Regions from separate parts of the Homo sapiens genome. Here region 1 is linked to region 2. The links are chromatin contacts, found by Hi-C in ENCODE. All regions are on one chromosome and are shown on one strand. The core of a region is the stretch at or near the end of the contact, and the rest is flanking DNA. Distances in the headings are between cores, read along the strand shown.

The links. Hi-C counts contacts between places; a loop is a spot of excess contacts on that map. Pooled maps may share reads with other maps.
Region 1: a loop to region 2 is called in a map of K562, with 2.6 times the contacts of the local background. The contact joins two enhancer-like sites. A Hi-C loop is called at or near these places in 11 of 168 maps with a recorded cell type or tissue (A673, Caco-2, Calu3 and 8 more), 13 of 37 single-sample maps with no recorded cell type and 18 of 50 pooled maps.

The regions. Positions count from the first base shown.
Region 1 is chr5:33,406,817-33,412,738 of GRCh38, reverse strand. It overlaps TARS1-DT (TARS1 divergent transcript), which reads left to right. Exons shown (of 3, transcript XR_001742630.2): 3 at 1,694-4,817. Among named protein-coding and RNA genes, the nearest start is that of TARS1-DT, 31 kb to the left of the region's middle. Within about 2 kb of position 3,183, at least 3 of the 41 ENCODE cell types and tissues checked have a DNase peak (open chromatin) inside an H3K27ac peak, as active enhancers do.
Region 2 is chr5:32,623,970-32,629,750 of GRCh38, reverse strand. No RefSeq gene overlaps it. Among named protein-coding and RNA genes, the nearest start is that of LINC02061, 25 kb to the left of the region's middle. Within about 2 kb of position 1,495, at least 3 of the 41 ENCODE cell types and tissues checked have a DNase peak (open chromatin) inside an H3K27ac peak, as active enhancers do.

The DNA of each region.
Region 1 (5,922 bases), core at 1,934-4,433, 780 kb before region 2:
GCATACCTGAGACTGGGAAGAAAAAGAGGTTTAATGGACTTACAGTTCCACAATTGGGAGGCTGGGGAGGCCTCACAATCATGGCAGAAGACAAGGAGGAACAAGTCATGTCTTACATGGATGGCAATAGGCAAAGAGAATATACCAGCAGGGGAAATGACAGATGATTATAAAACAATCAGATCTTGTGAGAACTCACTCACTATCATGAGAACAGTATGGGGGAAACCTCCCTTATGATCAATTATCTCCACCTGGCCCCACCCTTGGCACATGAGGATTATTACATTTCAAGGTGAGATTTCGGTGGGGACACAGAGCCAAATCATATCAAACTGTAAAATTAGAATTCGTGGTCAGAAGATGACTCTGAACTCCTGTTAAAATTTTAAGTATCTTTTTCTTCATTACAGAGGTTCTCAACTGGGGCAATTTTATTCCACAGGAGACATATGTGGCAATGACCAGACATTGTTTTGATTGTCACTACTGGGGAAGTATCACTGGCATCTAGAAGGTAGGGGCCAGGGATGTTGTTTAACATCCTGCAATGTATGGGACTGCACCCTACAACAAAGAATTATGTAGTTTAAAATATTAATAGTACCAGGCTTGAGAAATTCTACTATATAATAAGCCTATTGATGGTGGAGATTTTTGTCTTATTTGTATTTGTTTTCTAGAGATCAATGCTTGTTTCTCATGTTCTCCAAAACTGATCTAATCCTTTCAGCTTAACATTACTGTTAGGTACATTTTATGGAACTAAAATTATTTGAAAATTGATAATGTATGTAGAGCTTTTATTTTGTAATTTTTTAATAATTAGAATATTCAATTAACCAGAACAATCACCATTCTAACCAATAAGTTTCAGAATTAGAGCCTATAACACTATATAGTTTTCTGTACATTGAGCCTACAAAATGTTATTCATAAACAGTAATATAATCCCACCCTAATGGACTCTCTGAAATTGACATTTTCTTCTGAAGTCAAGTTTAATTATGATAAATAAGTTGTATGAATACCTGAAGCACATTTCCAGATGCGAAGATGAAAGAGTGATGATATACTGTTTCTCAGAAACTGAATTAGTGAGTGAAGAGAGAAGGAAAGGGGAGACATATGATGCTTACACAGTCACTGTTAATATTTTAACTTTCCAAACTTCAGCTTTGAGTATAGCATGGGTTTTTAAAATTTATTTAAAGATTTAATTTTTTTTCTTTTTCTTTTCTTTTTTTGAGACAGTCTTGCTCTGTTGCCCATGCTGGAGTGCAATGACACAATCTCTGCTCACTGCAACCTCCACCGCCTGGGTTCAAGCAATTCTCCTGTGTCAGCCTCCCAAGTAGGTAAAATTACAGGCGCATGCCACTATGCCCAGCTAATTTTTGTATTTTTAGTAGAGAGGAGGTTTCACCACATTGGCCAGGCTGGTCTTAAACTCCTGACCTCAAGTGATCCACCCATCTCGGCCTCCCAAAGTGCTAGGATTACAAGCATGAGCCACTGCACCCAGCCGAAGATTTCATTGTTATTTGCCAAAGATGGTATAGATATTTAAAAGCTGCCAGTTCCTAGATTGATTGATCCATTCAATCCGTCTATCATTCAGTCAAGGAACTAAACATGTATAGATTGCTCTCATGTACAATCTTTTTTATTTATTTATTTATTTATTTTTTAGCAGAGACTCACTGTGTCACTGAGGCCAGAGTGCAGTGGCGGAATCTAGACTTACCACAACCTCCACCTCCCAAGTTCAAGCAGTTTTCCTGCCTCAGCCTCCCAAATAGCTGGGATTACAGGTACGCACCACCATACTCGGCTAAGTTTTGTATTTTTTGTAGAGACAGGGTTTTGCCATGTTGCCCAGGCTGATCTCGAACTCCTGACCTCAAGTGATCTACCCACCTCGGCCTCTGAAAGCATTGGGATTACAGGTGTGAGCCACCGCACCCAGCCTCTCATGTACAATCTTCTATGATAGATAAAGACTAAGGAACAAGGATTCTGTTCTCTAGGAGCATACAGGCAAATGGGACAGATAAGACATATCTGTGTATATATCTAATACAAAAAATAATTTTTAAAAAGTTTATGCAAATAAGATGCAAATAAGTGTTCTTGTAGTTCAGAGGAGGAAAGGTAATTTCCAACTGGTGATTTTGGTGGGGGAAGATATGTTGGGGAGGAACTTTGGGATCAGAAAATATGAACACTATATACAGAGACATGAAATGTTCCTTTGGCCCAGTAGTCTTTGCTCTTCCTGACCAGTGTCAAAACCACTATTTACTGTGCATGGAACTTCTCAGAGCCTTTGATATGCTAAGTAAACTTCAAGAGAAGGAGATATTATGCAGCACATCTCAAACGTGTTAGTAAATGTATCACTTTATTTATTTGTCAGGATGTAAGTTCCACAGACCACATTTCAGAAAATGCTGTTTTACTCTATAGAAGTTGGGTGAATGTGGAAGACAGGCCTCTGGATAATTTTAAAATCACATTCAGGGAAGAGGAAGGGAGGTAACAATTTTCATGTGACTGAAATTGTGCTGCGTCCTGTACGTAACCACTTGCATGGGCCACCAAAAACTTCCAGCCCAAAGAAAGGGTTGGGTTTGAGACCAAGGATGAGCAGACTGTTGGGTGCCATGGGGGCTATGTGTTTCATGTCACAGATACACACCAAGAATCCATTTAGCTCCATGGTAACATGGAGACTGGCTGCCTCACTTAGCCGACTCATTTCCTCATATTAAACTTGAACAGTACATGAAAACCAGGTTCCAGGCATCCCCCCAACACCCCTCCTTTTTTTCCATTTTCAGGATTAGAAATTTGATCTTTGGAATTACGCTTTTTTTCTTTTTAAAATAAAACGATGGTGGCAGGTTTGGTATGGAATGCTTCTTTAATTGTAAATAATTGTTTCATATTTTGTCAATGGGGCCTACTTAGAATTGAAGGGTCCCTAGGTCAAAATGTGGAACCCATTCAGACAACATCAAAGCCTTCTATGTTCTCTCCAGAGGGCAGAGAGCAGATACATCTGCTTGATCCAACGCATACTTTTCTTGCAACCAACCAGTCGTTTATTGTTTTAGCACACACTGACAAGCAATGAGACAAGACAGGGACAGAGGAGGCAGCTTGCCAAGGGATAGGGCCCTGAGCATCTGTAAAGCAGCATTGCAAAATCACAGAACACTAAAGCTGAAGGGAACTTATTGATTCCCATAAAAGAATCAGCTTCCCTAGACAAGATGGGGGGAAACTGAGGCCAAGAAGGCCAAGTGACATACCTTAATTAATCAAGAAATAAAATCAGATTCTGGGCTCAGCATCTCAGTCCTAAATCAGTGTCCATTTTTCTGCATCACAAATTAGTACTCACAGTTTGGATTTCATTATGCAATACATTCTCTATCTACTCTTAGCTTTTTTACTTTTAGTTTGTTTGAGAGTAAATTGGGATTCCCAGCTATCCTTTACTCAGGCATGAGCCTTTGGAGGCTTCTAACTTGAAATAGATGGTTCTGGCATTTGGATGGAGTGGAACACAAACAGATTTGCAACAGAGATTCAATTTTGTTGGAAACTCACTGGGGTTGAAAAATGAAAGACGAAATTGCCAGATAGAAATGTGTTTGGGGTTTTAGTGAATCCAGAATGCTGAGAAAGAGTTGAAGAATTTGGACCAATCTCCTCATTGCTTGGCTTGCTCAGCCCTGCTCAGCACTACAGGAAAGTTTGGTGGAAAACACTGGAAAGAGGCTTTGTCTATAAATATCCCAGCAATAACCAGTCGACCAAAACAATCTTGGGCTCATGCTTTTATTCTCAATATATCCATGACACAATTAGCAAATGTTTACTAAGCAACTACTGTGTGCTAGGCAGTGGGGATACAATAGCTTTAGAGATGCTCTCTCTCCTAGCAGGTTGTCTTCTAGCATGGAATTTCCAGGGGCCTGGCATGGTGGTTTGTGCCTGTAATCCCAGCACTTCAGGAGGTTGAACGGGGAGGATTGCTTGAGCCCAGGAGTTCAAGAGTAGGTTGGGTAACATAGTAAGACCCTATCTCTACAAATAATATAAAATTAGCTGAGCATGGTGGCATAGGCCTATAGTCCCAACTACTCAGGAGGCTGAGGTGGGAGGATAGTTTCAGTCTGGGAGGTTGAGGCTGTGGTAAACTGTGATAGTGCCACTGCATTCCTGCCTGGGTAACAGTAAGACCCTGTCTCAAAAAAAAAAAAAAAAAAAAAAGAGGAACTTCCAGGGGACTTCTAGAAATCGTCCTTGACCTGCAGTTCAAGGACACTGCAGCAAATGTTCAGGTGCATCCTTCACTTGTGGAAGGGATCTTGAACTCAGCTCACAACTGAGGTTCAAACGTCAATACTCTGGTCTGGTGCACTGGGGTGCCAGGGGCAGGAGTTGGAAGTCAGAGATAAAGGATCCCCTGAGAGAACATCATCATGAGCGAAGACAGTAGGCCCAGTTGTTCAGATAGAACAATGTGATGATGGTCCGGATGTTGGAGAGAGTAGTGGTTTCAGTTTTGGTGTGAAACTACACTTGACCCAACCAATTCTCCCTCATTCCTCAAGAGTGCTTAGTCCTTTCCACCAGGTATTATGTTATTTAGACATCTCTTTCTCCAACTAGACTGTAAGCCTCTTAAAGGCAAGGTATATATTTTAAATAATAGTAACTTTTGTTGTTTTTTCTCTTACTTGAAAGGAAATGCACATTTATTATCAGACACTTAGAAAATAAAGATAAGCAAAATGAAGCAATACAATGTTTGGAAAATTTCCATACACCTTTCTGTTACTGATTTCTAAGTAAATTACATTGCAGCTAGAGAACGTAATTTGTATGAATTTAATATTTTCAAATTTATTGAGATTATTTTAAGGACAAAAATACAGTCTGTCTTGCTAACTAGTGTATGCGTAGTTATAAAGACTGTGTATTCTGCTGTTGTTGGGTGGGATGTTTTATAAGTGTCAATCAGGCCAGATTGGTTCATAGTGTTGCTCAGGTCTCATATTCCCTTACCGATTCTCTGTTTACTTGTTTCATCAATTAATGAGAGAGAGGTATTGAAATATACAACCCAAGCTGTGGCTTTGTCTATTTTGTTTTCAGTTCTTTTAGTTTTTGCTTCATGTAGTTGAAGAAGCTCTGTTACTAGCTTCTAGTTCTTACTTTGGTGCTGCTGACCCCTGGGTCTGCACAGTTCAGGGTCTCGTGGATCAGGGGCAGGTTTTGAGTGTCTTGGTGAATGCTATTGCTAATAAGAAATAATAAAGTAGGAAGCAGCACCTGATTTTGGTGCTATTTGATACCTTGTTTGAGGAGCCCCTCCCTTATTTTCAGAACCCCATCCCTGACTATCCCCTCTGTGCCTTTGCTCCTCTCTGTGCTATAAAGAAGCTCATTTCAGATTGCTCTGTTAGATTTATTTAAAATTTTCCTTTCTTTTACCCCTCTCCAAAATGCCTGGTTCTATAGGGTTCAGATGAATGGCAACTGTAACTACTGTAATGAGATTAACAAACTCTAGTCCAAATGTTCTATCAGACCCAAGTATTGAATCTATCTCAAGCAAGAAAGGAATCCACTGAAAATATACTGAGTAACTCACAAAATACAGAAGGAGAAGGTTTCTAAGCTCAGAAATGACATAAACTAAGGAAGGCCAGTGAATTAGTCCATTTTCACCCTGATATAAAGAGCTACCTGAACACTGATATAAAGAGCTACCTGAGACTGTGTCATTTGTAAAGAAAAGAGCTTTAATAGACTCACAGTTCCACGTGGCTGGGGAAGCCTCAGGAAACTTACAATCATGATAGAAGGTGAAGGAGAAGTGAGCACCTGCTTCAAAAGGCAGCA
Region 2 (5,781 bases), core at 246-2,745:
AAAAAAAAATGTCCATAATCAGGTAAGTTTGAGAAACTCTTGGATATTCATTGCATTTTAATTTATATGTTGTTCCTTCTTTGAGAGTCACATTGTATTTTAATATCTTAAAGCCTCTGAGCGACCCTATGGTTAAAAAGCCAGTTGAACTTCTTTTATTTAACTGTGATTTCCTTTTTTCTTGTGATCTTTTTTTCCTATTCTGCAAAACTAACATTTCACAGAATACACTTTGGTGTGTTGAACAGAAAATCCAGATAAGAAAACTGAAGAATTTGCTGAGCCTCAAGTTGAACCCAGAGCTGTTTAATCTAAAATGGATGCTCTTTGACAGTTCTGCACCCATATACATACACACACCACAATTACCATTAATCATTTGAAAGGTAAGTGCTAGACACACTGATTTTGAGTTTGCCTTTCCATTGCAAGTGTTATTTCCCCAGACAGCACAGTTTGAAGTGCTTGCCTTTGCAGATTCACATATACCATGCAAAATTAAGTAGCAGAATTAAGGTTTTTGAAAACAATTTTTCCCTGGTGGTCTAGCGGCTAGGAAAAAATAAGCATTTAAATATAAAAAGAAACAATTTTGAAGAAAAATTATCAGACATGCAATGGCCTCTTTGGTGAAAAATGACAAGAAAGATAGCTTTTCTTTTCTGCAGCAAGAGCCCATTGTGGAAGAAACGCTAGCTTGGGAGATGTTTTCATTCTAATTCACACTGTCAGACACCTTTGTCTTCATTTGTAAAATGGCCAAAGTATTGCATAAGTCACTCACATGTCCCTCTGAGCCAAATTCTAACTTCTGATTATCCAAAGCTATGGGCCTTGAACTGTAGGTCAAATATGGGCAAGGTATATCATTATTACTATTATTATTATTATTATTGTTGATTGATTGATATCAATTGTTGGGCCCTTAGAATTGTCAGAGGGGACGTTTAGACCAAGGGAGAAATCTAGTTCCCTCTGGCAGCCTTACAATGTAAATTAGACTGAGTTGCATAACAGTTTTAGGTATCTGATATGAGACTTGCCAAATTTCATGGCTTCAGGCACACGGAATGTACATCTCTGTTCCAGGGAGGCTAAATATTTTTCCAAATCAGTAGATAAAACAAACTCCCTGACCTCAACTTACTTCCTGGCGCCTGGAGTCCTGAGTAGCTGATGAAGAGTGTCTGTCTGCTATCAAGTGACAGGACACATTCAGACTGGCTCCTACACTCAAGACCATGTGGTACCTGATCCTGTCTCCATCTTCCGAGCTAAGATTTTGGACACAACCTGAAGATCTAAGTCCAGAGGGCAGTGGGCCAGGGTTAGATACCATGAAATGCCATTGAATCAGCCTTGAAGGGCAACTGTGGCTTCTTAGTGCATGAGGCAATGTGCTGCAGCCAGAGGCCGGTGAAAGCAATGATCACAGACCCAGGGCAAATCACATCACTAACGTCATCTCTGAAATGGAGAGGTGGCTACATCACTGACTTAAGTAAATACTATGCACAGACTTGAGACCTTACACAGCCGACCAAGCAGGGAGCTAATCCATCAAAGGGAACCTGAAGCTTCTGACCTACAAGCTTGTTGAGTGGACACCTTCACTATTAGACAGTGGCATCTACTGACTGTTACACACCGCCACCTTGCAGATCAAATAAGAATTAGCTAAGCCTGAGGATTCAAAGAATTGTTAAACGGGGGATGGGAGGATTCCCATGGATAGTTTAGTAAGAGCTGGAATAAATTAATAGCAGAAGAGAGATCATTGAGGTTGGAATGTGTTTTAGAGTGTTATACACACTTAATACAAATTAATTTCATAACCTCACAAAGTCCTCTGAGTCTTTCCCAGAGAGGTACTGTAGATTCATTAGGCATCGTGTTAGAACTTTTCTGTAATCATCAGGCCATTCTGATGCATTCACCTTGAGGTTTTCCCTTTCCAGGCAATCCCATCTGCCTTTTAGACTCATGTGCTTGCACTGATGTGCACATGCATGCTTTTCTCCCCTTTCTCTCCTCTCCTTGCCTCATCCCCCTGTGAATAAGCCACATTTAATCAAGAAGCATGAGTTTCCATTTCTTGTTTTCATTGAGTCATCTAAATAACTTGCTTTCTGGCTATTTCCTGCAGAAGCCAGGAATCCACACCGCCATATTTTCCCCTTCACGTACAATTTCATATAGCTGTAAACCACCCAGCAGCTCAGGTCCTGCAAGACACACAACCCCAATTCATTCCTAACTGCACAGCTGCCCTTCTCCCTACCAAGGCCACTAAGCTAAACCACCTGCTGTGGGCTCCTTCAAGGAACTGTTCATCCCAGCAGAGGTCCTGACCATAAACCTTTTGGAGCGGGGAGAGCGTCACTTGCCTCTCTTCAATCCCTCAGGACCTCTCTGGTGCACTATGCTCACAAGTGGACCTTGACAAATGCTTACTGGGTGAAAGAATGATGCAGAGGCTTGTTTTAATTCCAAGACATCAGTGAATTGAGAAGATTTTGCTCACAGCTATCATCGTGCTCAAATACACCAAACTGGAACCATGGAAATTAAACACTCAAAGAAAAACTGAGTCTGCCTTCCTGGCTTTTGCTGTCATCATTGTTCTTATACTACATATGAAAGGATTTATCGTATATCTCCAAGATTAATGTCCTCTCCCTATAAAACAATGTTATCTGTTTGATCAGGCTTTTCTTCCTCTGTCTTCCTGGCCTATCCTTTTGTATCCTATCCCCTCCCCACTCATTGCCTTTCCCGCACCTTCCCATCACCTCGGCCTTGCCCGGGGTCTCGTCTATCGTGTTTCTGTAGTTTTCTCTTTCAGAGAGTGGGTCTAAGTTCTTCAAAGGGAATGTGCAAAGCAGATCCTGAGCACTGAGAGTCAGGAACTGGATTGGAAACCAGCATTGTCTCCCCAGACCTCAGACTGAGGACCTGCTGTAAAGAGTGACAGCAGGAGGCTGAGAATTATAGCTTCAGTTGGTTTACAAAAATTAATGAGAACTTGTTTTTTTTTTGGCCAAGTTTCTCTTTCATGAACTAAAACATTTTCTATCGATTTTTATTTGGTAGATAAAAATGCAAGTATGAAAACAGAATTTAAAAAAAAATGTTACAAAGATTGAATATTCATAATATCTAAGTGTAAATATTTTTAGACCTTTCATTATTGCTTGCAACTATGGGTGAGCCTATAGGCGTTTTAGGGTAGATTTTCATGTTGTCTAATGTTGTTTAGTGCTTAGGAAAAATAGGTTATCCAAGCAAGTTCTGATCTGTTTTTCAGTCTCATCCCTTTTGATGTCATTATTGGAGGCACTGGATGTCTGTCATGTGGGAAGAAGGATGCAAGAGGGAATAGGCTGATGTTGAAAGGAAAGATCACCTAGGGCCCAGATAAAAAGGTGACACGTGAACTACGTATTCCACAAACAGGGCCTAGCATACTTAATCTCAAACGCTGGAAAGACACACGTGACTCACCCCTTAGCCACATCGATGGTACAAGGTAGTGATGACTCCTGGGAAGGGGCTGTCATGTTACTAAATGTCCAGGGACATTCTGGCATGTTTGTCATGCTGGAGTTCTGCCTCCATGGCCAACTATGGCCTACTCTGAGAGGGGTGGGTGGTCACAGCTGGTGTAACCAGCTAGGCGGAGAACGGGAACTAGGGAGAGGGAGCTCAGGCATTCTCTCAGGCTAGAACTTGGCAGGTTCAGGTATCTTCAACATCACAGGAACTGAGGAGTGAGGAAGCTCTCACCAGTGAACCATAAACAGGGAAGATTTGTCCAAAGGCTACTGTGCTCCCTGGTGCCATCAGTAAGTCTCTGCCTTTGGTCATTCCATAGCTTTGAGGAAAGCCTCTCCTGAATAACAGAGCCTTGGCTGGGCTGGGCTCTAAGGCATTAGTGAAAGACCCGTGCTTCTCTGTTTAAATCAGCTTTATTCAAAAGGAAATGATAGTCCCCACTCCCATCCCTACTCCACCCAGGGTGGAGGCAGTGGCAGGACTGCACATGAGATCCTCCACAGGACCGCGAGCCTTGGGGGACAAACACCAGGCTATGAGATCCAGCTGCTCCTCCCCGCAGGACACTGTCTTACTAACATTAACTTCGAAGGACCTGGTTATTATTTTTTATAACATTGGGGGTGGGAGATAATTACTTACAGACACTACTGTTTCCTAAATGAAATCTAATAAGTAATATGTAAATAAAAGAAAGCAATTCCCCAGCCCCTGGAGTAATATTGCTGTATGCTGAGTGCTCATTAAAACTTAAAATATCCACGAACTAATGCAAGTTCTCCCAAAGACTGACCACCCTGGGGAAAAAAGGCATCTCAACAAACAGTGATAGTTTGAACAAAATACAGCACATGCTCCAAGGTTCCAAGAGGGAAGGGACCACACGATGGAAAGATGGTAGCATGCTTGTGGTTTAACAGCATTTCCTTTTCCAGAAAACATCAGCATTCTGAACGAGAATTTAATTCTTGTATTTGTAAACACCTCAGTGGTATCTTACAGTATTACACAATAAGCTACATATTCCATTTTTAATCCTATGACTTTTATTTTTGATTTTTTTTGTTTTGTTTTTGTTTTTGTTTTGAGATAGAGTCTTGCTCTGTCACCCAGCCTGGAGTGCAACGGTGCTATCTCTACTAACTGCAACCTCCGCCCCCCAGGTTCAAGCGATTCTCCTGCCTCAGCCTCCTGAGCAGCTGGGACTACAGTGCCACCATGCCTGGCTAATTTTTGTATTATTAGTAGAGACAGGGTTTCACCATGTTGGTCAGGCTGATGTCAAACTCCTGACCTCAGGAGGTTACAGAGACTTGAACTTTAAGACATGGCAAATGTTTACAGTGTTGAATTAATAAAACAGATACTTTCTGTACAATGATCTTTACTTCTGATAAGTTGAAAACTGTTTCTAGCCTTTGTAGGTCAGAACAATGGATTGGATATGTAATAACTTTTATCACCTACCAAAAGGATGGTTATTCATTAAGATAATCAACATCTCTGTAACTAACTAAATCATTTTCCCCTCATCCATTCCTTTTATTGAAATGTTTGTGTTTTTATTTCAAGATGTATTCCTATGCTATGATTTTGGGGTCTTACAATGAAAATTTCGGGAGCAACTAACAACTGTCTGTGCACTGGAGCACAGAAACAATTTTCCTCTTCCTTACCTGTGGAAGAATCATAGCACAACCGTGAAATGATGACACGCTGAAACGTAAGACCACTGGGGAAATCCCTGTACCTAATTCGGGCTCCTTCATACTTGGGGGCCTATCCCTACCACTGCTCTCTATCAGCCTGTGTGTAGATTGAAGATCTCTTGACTTTGACTCCTAAAATAAACAACAAAAAGGATTTTTGGTATGTTTGTTTGTTTGACCCCTACCACAGTCTACTTGTTCTGCCCATTTCTGGAAGAAACTCAAACCCAGGTTCTATCCTCCTACAACCAATATTCCTACAATCCCCTTGTCTTCATGGAAGCTGATTCCACAGATGCTGTTTTAGGTGCAATGGTTTGGTCCATCTGCAGAATTTGAACTTCAGTGGCTATAGGGCTCCAATGTGGTTAGGTTTTTAGTTTTTTGTTCTTTTTTATTAGCCTACATAATGTTAACATTTTAAAAATTCATTATCAATGTCAAAAAAAAAAAAAGAAAACAAAAAAAGGAAAGATCTGGCATCTCTGGGCATGCATTTCCAAACGGCCGAACAGTA